Regions from separate parts of the Homo sapiens genome. Here region 1 is linked to region 2. A link is a contact called in ENCODE Hi-C or POLR2A ChIA-PET data. All regions are on one chromosome and are shown on one strand. The core of a region is the stretch at or near the end of the contact, and the rest is flanking DNA. Distances in the headings are between cores, read along the strand shown.

Evidence for each region. A loop is a pair of places that touch in the nucleus more often than their neighbours do. ChIA-PET counts read pairs that join two places held with the same protein, here RNA polymerase II (POLR2A).
Region 1: a map of posterior cingulate gyrus shows a loop between it and region 2 (2.3-fold over the local background). The contact joins the enhancer-like site here to the promoter of LINC01639 in region 2. A Hi-C loop is called at or near these places in 2 of 168 maps with a recorded cell type or tissue (pancreas and posterior cingulate gyrus). POLR2A ChIA-PET finds 5 or more read pairs at or near these places in 1 of 52 experiments (A673).

Annotation. Positions count from the first base shown.
Region 1 is chr22:43,845,222-43,850,419 of GRCh38, forward strand. The region is part of intron 1 of SULT4A1 (sulfotransferase family 4A member 1); the gene reads right to left. Among named protein-coding and RNA genes, the nearest start is that of SULT4A1, 15 kb to the right of the region's middle. RefSeq lists an enhancer at 1-715. Within about 2 kb of position 3,255, at least 2 of the 41 ENCODE cell types and tissues checked have a DNase peak (open chromatin) inside an H3K27ac peak, as active enhancers do.
Region 2 is chr22:43,399,012-43,404,215 of GRCh38, forward strand. It overlaps LINC01639 (long intergenic non-protein coding RNA 1639), which reads left to right and starts at 1,320. Exons shown (of 4, transcript NR_146918.1): 1 at 1,320-1,443; 2 at 3,094-3,220.

The DNA of each region.
Region 1 (5,198 bases), core at 2,005-4,504, 450 kb after region 2:
AGCCCGGAGTGCAGCCCTGGTCCCCTGCCCCCAGGCCAAACCCAGGTCCACCCCTCCACACATCAGCCTCCGGGGCACATGCCCACCAACTCCAGTACCTCACCCGCTGCCCAGCGCCTCAGTGGGACCCAGCCAGCTCTGGGGGCAGCATCCAAGGCTGTCTCCTCCGCAGCATCCGCAGCCCGTCTCAGCAAGCAGCCCCTCCAGCTGACAGAGGCTCAGGCCGGATGGTGGCCTCACTGTGGCTCACCCGGCTCCTCTCCTCTGTCCTTGCCTCAGTGAGCCCCGCCGACCCTGCCGTCGGGTGTGTCCAGAGCTGACCCTCCCCCTGTGACACTGCGTCCTCACACCTGAACTGCTTCCTACGAGGGCTCCTCCCTGGCTCTCTGCTGCCACCCAGCTCACTCTGCCTTCTAGTCCAGGGGTCCCCAACCCCCAGGCCACGGGTCTGTGGCCTGTTCCGAACCGAGACGCACAGGAGGAGGCGAGCACTGGGCGGGAAAGCATTCCAGCCTGAGCTCTGCCTCCTGTCAGATCAGCGGGAACACGAGATTCTCATAGGAGCACAAACTCTATTGTGAACTGCACCTGCGAGGGATCTGGGCTATGTGGTCCTCATGAGAATCTAACTAAACCCCGATGATCTGAGGTGGAGCAGTTTCATCCTGAAACCATCCCCATCACCCACCACCTGGGTCCATGGAAAAACTGTCTTCCGCAAAACCACTCCCTGGTGCCAAAAAGGTTGGGGACCACTATTCTACCTGTTTTCAACCCAGCGGCCAAAACTGTGGCTTTAACATGGAAGTCAGACTCCACCACTGTCCACTGCCGCCGTCAGGCAGCTCTGCCTCCCACAGAGTCAACGCAAGGCCTTCACCATGTTCCACTCCCTCACCACCTGGCTCTCCCCTGAGCTCCCTCCAGCCTCTGAGCCCAACCGGCCCTTCCCCAGGCTGCCGACACTGGTGTCCCTGCCTGGAGCCTCCTCACTCCCTGACTCCTCCCTGCGCCTGCTCAGATGCCGCTCAGTCAGCACAGTCTCCTTCACTAGCTGTGGGACTAACTCCCGTCCCTCGCCCTGTCATGCGATTCCAATGTGCTATCTACCTGCCCAGAAAAAGCCTGCAAATTCTTTTACATGCTCTCTCCTCTTTCCACCTTAAGGACAGAGGCTGTTTTGTCTTGTTCTTTGCTGCACCAGGAGAGCCAGCATGTGGCCATGCTCAATTCATATTTCCTGAGTGGACCGACAAACGCTGGTTGCTGCATAGACACTGAGTAATCAGAAGGGGATGTGTTGATCAAGGAAGACTTCCTGGAGGAGGGAGCTTTGGAGCAAAGGCACTGAAGGAAGGAAGTGGTCTGGCTTGGTGATGGAAAACAAGCTCTTTTCAATACACACAAAGAACTTCTCAGCCCATGGACTCTCCCACCAACCTGAGTAGGAAGTACCACCATCCTCATGGCAGACGAGGCTAAGGCCAAAATGTGCCAAGGGTTATAGAACCAGGGTGTGGCTGCCTTGCCTGTTCCTCCTGGTGAGGACCATCCACCCAGCAGCTCAGGACAGCTGCAGTGAGGGGGTCTTTGTCCTTAGAAATCAGACTGTGGGCAGCGTCCCTGAAATGGGCCTCTCCCAGTGACATTTTCATCACCTATTTTTCACGTTCCCCACCCGTGCAGCCCCGCAGGCCAACGACCCAGACAGACCTTCTCTGCACGTTAAAGTCTTCTTACATCAATATCGGCCACTTCAGTTCCACAAGTCCCGTCCTCACCCCCATTAAATATTTATGCCAGAATATCAGCCAAAGGAAGCTCTTGACTCGTCAGGTCCACCCGGCCCTGTCCCCGTGGCCCTTCTCTCCAGCCTGCCACATCAATTTCCTGGTTGAACACCTCCTGACCTTACGTTTTCCAGCTTCCAGGAGAATTCAACAGCAGGTCAACGTGGGCATCAGGGAGGGAGGGGCACCGAGAACACACACCACGAAACACGCAGGGAACAGGCCCCGGCCTTCCTAGGGCATAAAGCCAGCTGGCAAGATGTGATAACATGATCAAAGAAAAATGGTCATTATACTATCTGGTCACTTACCCCATTCCAGGCACACTTCTAAGCACTTGGAACCAAAGATCAAACCCAGCTTTGAAGACAGCCCTAGCTCTGCAAGGCCCTCTGCCAGACGCCAAGCTGTGGCACCCAGCACTCCTCCCACTGGTCTCTCTCCATGCTCCTGGTGGTGCCCTTGGGCATGGGCATGAGCCCTGCACAGCCCCTCCACCCACCCTTGCTGTGGCCATCTGCACCCAGGGGCTCCTGAGGTCCCAGTGATGTGGCCCTGCCAGCCCTCCACCCACCCCCTCTTCTCTGGCCAGCCTCCCACCCCCTTCCAAGCCCAGCGCCCCAGTGGCCCAAAGCCTTCAACAGGCTGCCCTCTGCCTGGCCAGCTTGGGCTTGCTCTGTGGGTCACTGCTCGCAGGAAGCCCTCCCTAACAACACGCCTCTCGATCAGGTGCCCCTGCCTGGTCCCACAGAGCCCTGGACACTGTCCTAGCACACTGTCACGCTGTGCCTGGCTGGGGCAAGCCCTGTGAGGGCAGGGAACTGGTCTTAGTCACTGTTTTAGTTTCCTGGGGTGCTGCTGGAGATCACCCAAAACGTGGTGCCTTAAAACAAAAGAAACGTATTCTCTCACAGTTCTGGAGGCCAGAAGTCCCAAAGTCGAGGTGTGGGCAGGGCTGCGCCCCTTTCTGGAGACTGAGGGAGAATCCTCTTCTGCTGCTCTCCCCTCCACCCGCCTTGCCACCACCCTCCTAATTCCTGCCTGGCGCTCTGACCCCAGCACAGGTACCCCCACCCACCCAGCGAGCCTTTTATTCACTCAGCAGAGGGCTCACTATGTGCCAGGCTCCAGGCTGGCCCAGGAGTCCCAGGAATGACACCATCCCTGCCACCTTCCAGAAAATGGAGGTGGTGATGCCCCTCCCTTCTTCACAGAGCTGCTGGGGTCAAAGGAGATGACACGCAGAAGGGCCACAAAGTGACCTGCTGAGGCCCAAAGAGAATCAATATAAACAAATGTCAACTCAGCAACTGAAATCAAGATGGGGCACCAGCAACAGGGCCTGCTCCCGTGCAAGGACACGCCACAGTCTCACAGCAAACCTGGCAACCCTCATCCACAGCACAGGACCGGACCCTCCTGGGACCTACCGATGAAGCCACACACCTGGAGCAGGCAAAGCAATGCCCACAGCCAACCCTGTGGTTCCCTCCACTAGCCTCGAGCAGGAGGGTCCACAAGCACTGCCCTTACTGACAGGGAAACAAGGCACTGGGAAGTGGGGGCCACGCCTGGAGCTGGAGTCGCTTCCCAGCAGGGCCAGGTGGGGCCAAGGCAGGAGTGAGAGGTGGAGGAGTCCTAGTGAGGCCTGTCATGTTGCTGTGGGACAAACAGGGGGCATGGGGCTGTGGCCACACTGGGCCCCTTGCAGAGCAGTGAGGGCAAATACACCGCTGCCGAGGTGGGGGCCTGGGAGGGCACCAATCTTCCTCATCACAGCTGGGCAGCTGGAAGCCAGCCCAGGCCCCAGTAGATCCACCCTGAGTGGGGAAGAGTCAAGCTTTCAAACAGAAACCAGGGGAGCCAACAGGGCAGAGCCACCTGCTGGCCAGTGACTCGAGCCAAACGCTCTCCAGCAGCTCTTCGCAAGTCGGCTGGAAGCAGTAATTCACAGAAGTGCTTCTGCTGACACCACTGCAATCACTTCTGAGTGGCAAACCGATCAATACCCCCTGCAGCAGCGAGCAGTGCACAGTGACACCTGGACTTGGGTCGAGGCCTGTGGGAGGCCACTGCTGTTCTGGGGTGGAACTCCCCAGGACTCTAGGGCATGGCCTGTCTCAACACCGGGCACAGAGCCCATCAAAATTCCCACCAGAACTCACAGAAAGCATCAGAACTGATCAGAATGGCCTGGAAACCACTAGGACCCTGTGGCTGAAACCCTCTGATTTTCACTCACAGGATTCACCAGTTGCACCTGTGATAGGGACAGGGGGCAGGGAAAGATGGGGCAGAAGACGGCAGGTCCCCAGCAGGGGTCCCACCCTCAAGCCAAAAGGCCTGATACCAAGACCCAAAGTGACAGCTTACATCCCCGTTTTCCCGCTCAGATGTTATCTCTTCCAAAACCACTCCCTGCCCCCAATCCTGTGCTTATAAAAACCCCAGAATTCAGCCAGCAGAGAGAGAAAAAGTAACTGGACGTCAGAGACTACGGTTGGACATCGGACAGAAGCAGTGTGACTTCAGAGGAACAGGCTCATGGTGTAGCTTCGGAGAGTCTGGCCAGGGATGGCCAGACTCCAGGGGAAGATAACCTTCCCACTCAGTCCCATTTTCAGCTCCCCTTCCCGCTGAGAGCCACTTTCATCAGCAATAAAATCCCCCACATTTACCATCTTCAATTCGTTCATGCAGCCTCATTCCTCCTGGATGCCAGACAAGAACTCGGGTGCCACGAGTGCAGGTGCAAAAGGCTGTCACACTGACCCTTAACCCTCGCTGGCAGAAGGCAGCCGCCTCACATGAAAAGGCAGAGGGGCCCACTGAGCTGGTAACACTTAAGCCCCGACAGCTGGGTTAAAAGAGCACTGGAAAACTTCCTCTGAACCCCAGGTGCTGCTGCGGGGCTGGTACAAAGTTTGTTCCTGCCTCGCTCACCTGCGTGCTCCCTCCCTGGAGGGTGGAACGAAGGAGGTTTGAGTGAGTGGAGTCCACCCCTGCCAGTGCCAGAGCAGCCAGCTGACTCCAGCACTCGTGTACTCCAGCTCCCGCCTGCGAAGCAGTCGGGAAATGTCTGGCTTCACCTGCACCTAGTTGAAAAAGTCAGTCCTGTAAGGCACAAAGACCCACGGTTCTCTCCTCCTCTAATCCCACTCCCCGGAAGGAGACCTTTGGTAGATTATTTTTACCCTCAAATTTCCAAAAAGTGTACTGATATCATTATTTTATGATCTGCACATTTTAGATGGGCTAATGATTTTCGACTACGAAAGATGAGGACTTAGCCAAGTTCCCTTACTCACAAGCTTCCCTCCTGCCGATACAGTCGCAGCACGATTTTGGATTTAATTCAAGGCTTAATTTGGTGTTTAATGCAAAGTACACCATGTAGTGATTACATTT
Region 2 (5,204 bases), core at 70-2,569:
GAGCCCCACTGGGTGTCCTGGAGGAGCCCAGGCCGGTGGCTCCTCTCCCTCTACCTGTCCTCAGTGGCCTGGGTTCAGCTGCTCACCCTCTATCTCTCCCTGTCCACTCCCTCCCTCCTCCCAGTCATCTCCTGGGCTCCTATTACCAGTGTCATTGTTGGAAACAGGGGTCTCTCATGTCTGTCTTGCTGCATGGACCGAAGTCCGTCGGCCGCCTCGGGGGTCCTCTCCATTGGGACATTACCCTACTTCCTCTCCACCAGGGCACACCTGGTACACACCTCCACTGGGGACCTACCACACCTCTTCTTCCTCCTCTTCACCAGGGCACACGTGGCTCCCTCCCACTGCAGGGCCTTTGTCTGGGTTGATCCAGAGACGCAAGGACACAGTGCCCAGGGATCTTTCCTTGGGGGCCTGTCCACCTCCCTCCTGTAAAATGGGAAGCTGCGTGTCGGTGACTGCCTCGCCCACAGGCTCTTTCTTCTCTGGGACTGGCCAGACTCCCTCCAGATGGCCCCACCCCTGCCATGGCTGATTGGTCCAGGCTGGACACGTGACCCAAGTGAAACCCAATGGGATTCTCTCCTGTGATTCTGAACCCGGGGAGGAGACCTGGAGCCTGGAGGTGGCAGCGACTTGGGAGCCGCGTGGGCCTGTCTGTTCCACACACTGCCTTCTTGCCCCTTCCTTCAACCTATGGCCCCCTCAGAGGACAACCTTTTTCCTTAAACTCCTCGGACGAGGTTCCTGTGGCAGCCGAGAGAGTCACGCAGCGGGGGTGCCTTCCCCGCCTGTGGGGGAGCCCCAGGCGGCCCGCACAGTCTCGTGGTGGTCGGGCCTGGCCACGTGTGCTCCTCGGTCCCCATGTGGCCCCAGCAGGGCGCCCGCCTCCCTCCCAGGGCTTCCTCCCCCAGGAGGGATAGCAGGAAGGCAGGCAAGGACAGGACCTGAGTCCACACCTCGTCCGCGGTCACCTGCCTGACCAGGAGGAAGGGGAGGGGACAGGAGTGATTCCACGGAGGTCACCTGGGAGCTGGGGCTGGGCGACCCCAGGGCTGGATGACCTCAGGGCTGGGTGACCTCAGGGCTGGGTGATCTCAGGGCTGGGTGACTTCAAGGCTGGGTGACCTCAGGGCTGGATGACCTCAGGGCTGGGTGACCCCAGGGCTGACTATTGGCGGAGCACCTGGGGTGGGTGCCATGGGCACCTGAGAGGGAACTTTGACCTGAGCGGAGGTCAGAACCCTCCTCTGAGGAAGTGCCCCACCCCACTGAGCTCCCAGAGGCTGGTGGCAGGTTGAACAGGGGACTATGCCAGCAGAGGGACTGCCTTCCAGAGACTTTGGATCATCACCACGATGGGTTGATTTTACAAATTTAGCCACTGTCACCGGAGGCCTGGCTGAACTTCAGAGTTTCTTCTCCAGCGTCGGTTTCTTGGTTTGTAATGGGGAGGGCTGGATCCCCCTGCACTGATACTCCCATGGCATGGCTGCGGGAGGGGCGCCCATCCTGCTGGCCTGGTGGCTGTGGAGCGGCCGGAGGTGGCGTGTGCCAAAGCTGCTGCTGGTGCTCCCTCTGGCTGCCTTGGGGTGATGACAGGAGCTGACGGCTTGGCAGCAGCTCCCAGGGAGGCAGCAGCCGGGCTGGCGGCGGGTGGTGGCGGTGGTGGGAGGGGGCTTCTGGAGAGAACAAAGCACTGAGGATGCTGGGCTCCAGGGGCGACAGAGGAGTGGGGGATGGGGGCAGGGTTCTGGAGTGTGTGGCCCACAGGGAGGCCATGGCACGGGTGTGTGTGCGGGTGTAGGATTTGGAACCCACCTCGTGGTTGTGTGAGCCCAGGCAGGTCACTTAGCCTCTCTGGGCCTCAGTTTCCACAGTTGTGCAATTGGAACAATACCATCATTACATTATTGTATCCCCAGTGCTGAGAGTAGTGAGTGGCACAGAGTAGGCATTCACTGAATTTTTCTGGAGTCAACAAATCAATAGGTTTGATGGAAGACGGAACTGGCTAATTCATGCTCAGCTCAGTGATGGGCCCATGTTCGTTCTAGAGAAGCAGTATCTTTGTTATTGCTGCTGTGATTGTTTATCAAGGGTGCAGAGGACTGAGCCAGCATGGAGTCCCAGGGCAGGAGAAGAAAGTTGGTCAGTGCATCTGGATGAGGCTGGACTCTGGGACCAGACCATGGAGACTTGAGGGCCACAGCCGGGCGGCTGAGAGTGGGGGAGGGGCCCATATGCCAGGAGTGAGCAGGATGAGGTCTGAGCAAGACCACACTAGACACCAGGGAGAACGTTGGTGGCCCTGGCCTGGCCTGAGGAGGCAGGGAAGCAGAGAGGGCACCTGCGATGGCTGTTTAAGGAAACTCAGTTGAGGAGGTGGATGAGATGGGGCAGGAGTAGGAGGGTGAGGTGGGAGGGACAGAGGCCTGTTTCTTAGGTCAGTTGATGCGAGCAAGTATGAATGCAGATGGAGAGGGGTGGGTGCACCGGGCGTACCTGAAGGTGTGGAGAAGTGGGGTACCAAGTAGAGGGCTCTTGAGGGAGGCAGACACTGGAGGGGAGAGAGGAGTTTCAGGAAGGGCTGCAGCTTAGGGTTTAGGCTGGTGAGGGTTTCCTTGGTTCAGTGAGATACAAAGTATGCTTGTCTTCAAGGCAGAGAACTGGAGACCCCACGAGCTGTGAGGAGAGGAAGGTCTGGGGAGAGATGGCAGTGTGGAGGTGGCAGAGCCCTGCTGGACCACAGTGTGGCCCTGGTCAGCTCCAGACCCAGCCCTACAGGGACGTAATTGCCTCTGGGAGCCCAGTGGGTCTTTCACAGGGAGATACCAGCTTCTGTGGCAAGCTTTGAGATAACCATCCAAACTTCCAGCTGCCATTTTGCCTGTGGGGCACAGGTTCTGGGGGCACCCTGCAAGGCTGGCAGTCCCCAGGGCTCCATTGCATTTTGGGGAAACTGAGTGGTGGACACTGGGGTGGGGACAGGGAGCAGGAACTCCAGGCCTGGCCTGGTGCGGAGGCTGCTTTACCAGTTTGCTGTATGCATGGGTCAGTTCACCTCTTTGTTCACTTATATGCCCACAGATTGCCTAAAGTTCCTTCCAGTCTAATACTCTGGGATTCTGGGCCAGTTTCTGGTCTGTCACAGCTGAATAAGAGTGCAAGGGCAGGAGTGGAATGTTCAGACTGCTCCAAGAGGACCTTGGCCCAGGTAGGAGTGGCGAGTGGATATTGTTTCTAGGGCCAAGCCCTCAGAATGGCTGCCTGGAGCCCTGTGCAAGGATTCTAGTTTAATAGGAAAGAGTTCTGTGATTGATTAGTGATGTCTGCTGTGGACACACAGTGGGAGGTATAGAGTTTGAGTAGTTTCTGCACTGCCCCTGCCTGGGCTTTTTCTTTTGCTAGTGGCACTAGAACTGGGTGCCACTCCAGCCCTACCAGAGACTCAAGGTGTGACCTTGGGTAAGTCCATTCTTCCAGCCCAATTTTGTCATCTGTAAACTGGAGATAATACTGCCATCTTTCCTGGTGGTTATGAGGATTAAATGCATAATTTGTGCAGAGTGACCAGCTCAAGGGGGATGCTCAAACATAGCAGCTTTGATCTCTGTGAGTGGTTTGCAGGGTCAGGGTGGTCAGGGGAGTATAGGGATGGGAGTCAGGAGGGAGGCTGAGCGCTGTCCCCTTGGGTGATGGCCTGGGGACTGCACATGCACACATACCTTTCTCCTCCCCTCTGCTGCCTGCAGAGTGGTGTCAGGGAGTGGAAGTATGTGGAGGTTGGGGTCATGCAGATCTGGGCAGGGTTGCAATGCACCCTTGGCCAAGTCATTCAGTGCCTCTGACCTCACTTGACTCATTGGCAAAATAGATTCTTTCCTGATGAATTAGATAGTAAAGTTTATCAGCAGCCTCTGCAGCCTCAGGTAATAGGCATTAACAATCCTGGACAGAAAACATAAAAGTTTCTTTTTAGTCTTGCCCTCACACCTTGACCTCCTCTTCAGGAGCCATTTATCCTTTCCTGGAATCTGAGGAGAGAATATTTCCTCTCCTACACTTCCTTCTTCTTCAGCATGGGTCTCAGTTTTCCTATTTGTACAGTGGAGGAATAGAGTGGGGTTGGAGAAGGGCACTGAGGTCCCCACCAGGTCTAACTTTATTCTTTTTTTTTTTTTTTTGAGACAGAGTCTCACTCTGTTGCCCAGGCTGGAGTGCAGTGGTATGATCTCAGCTCACTGTAACCTCTGCCTCCTGGGTTCAAGTGATTCTCGTGCCTCAGCCTCCTGAGTAGCTGGGATTACAAGTGCCCGCCACCACACGTGGCTAATTTTTGTATTTTTAGTAGAGACAGGGTTTCACCATGTTGGCCAGGCTGGTCTTGAACTCTTGACCTCAGGTGATCCACCCGCCTCAGTCTTCCAAAGTGCTGAGATCACAGGCTTGGGCCACTGGACCTTAATTCAACTACGCTGTTAGAAAATAGCTGGAAACATTTGGAGTAGGGTGTGAATGACTGCCATGGCAGACACATGACACTGCCTAGCTGGGTTCTGTGTCATCCACACCCTGCTAAGAGCTGCATTTGGCCTGAGCTGGTCTGGCTTCCTCACCTTGAGGGGAAAGAGAGACTGGGGCTCATCCAGAGAAGGGCAGGGGTGTGCAGCCAGGTTAGCCAAGACAGCTGCAGGGCAGGCTGTGGAGCCTGGGGAGGAAGAGGCTCAGGGAGTTCCACTGATGGCCCCAAGGCTCCCTGGGGAACCCAGGAGGGAGCTGAGGGTGCTGTGCAGTCCTGGAGGTGGAGTGAGAAGCAAAGGGAGAAGTTCCAAGCTCAACAGAAGAAAAAACTTCTCACAGGTAGATGTTCCCAAAGGTAGAACAGGTCCCAGGCAGGGGAAAAGCAGTGGGCAAAGGGAGCAGGTGGACCTTGCAGGAATGCAGGGGAGAGGCCTATTTTCTGAGGAGGGCAGCAGGGGGCAGCTGCAAAGTTTGTCTGGTGCTATTTCCCCAGCACTGCTCCTTCTCCCCAGCTCTACTGTCCCTTCCCCACCTCTTCTGTCCCTCCCCCACCTCTACTGTCCCTCCCCAGCTCTCCTGTCCCTCCTCCAGTCCTACTGTCCCTCCCCCAGCTCTACTGTCCCTCCTCCACCTCTTCTGTCCCTCCCCCAGCTCTCCTGTCCCTCCCCAGCTTCTGT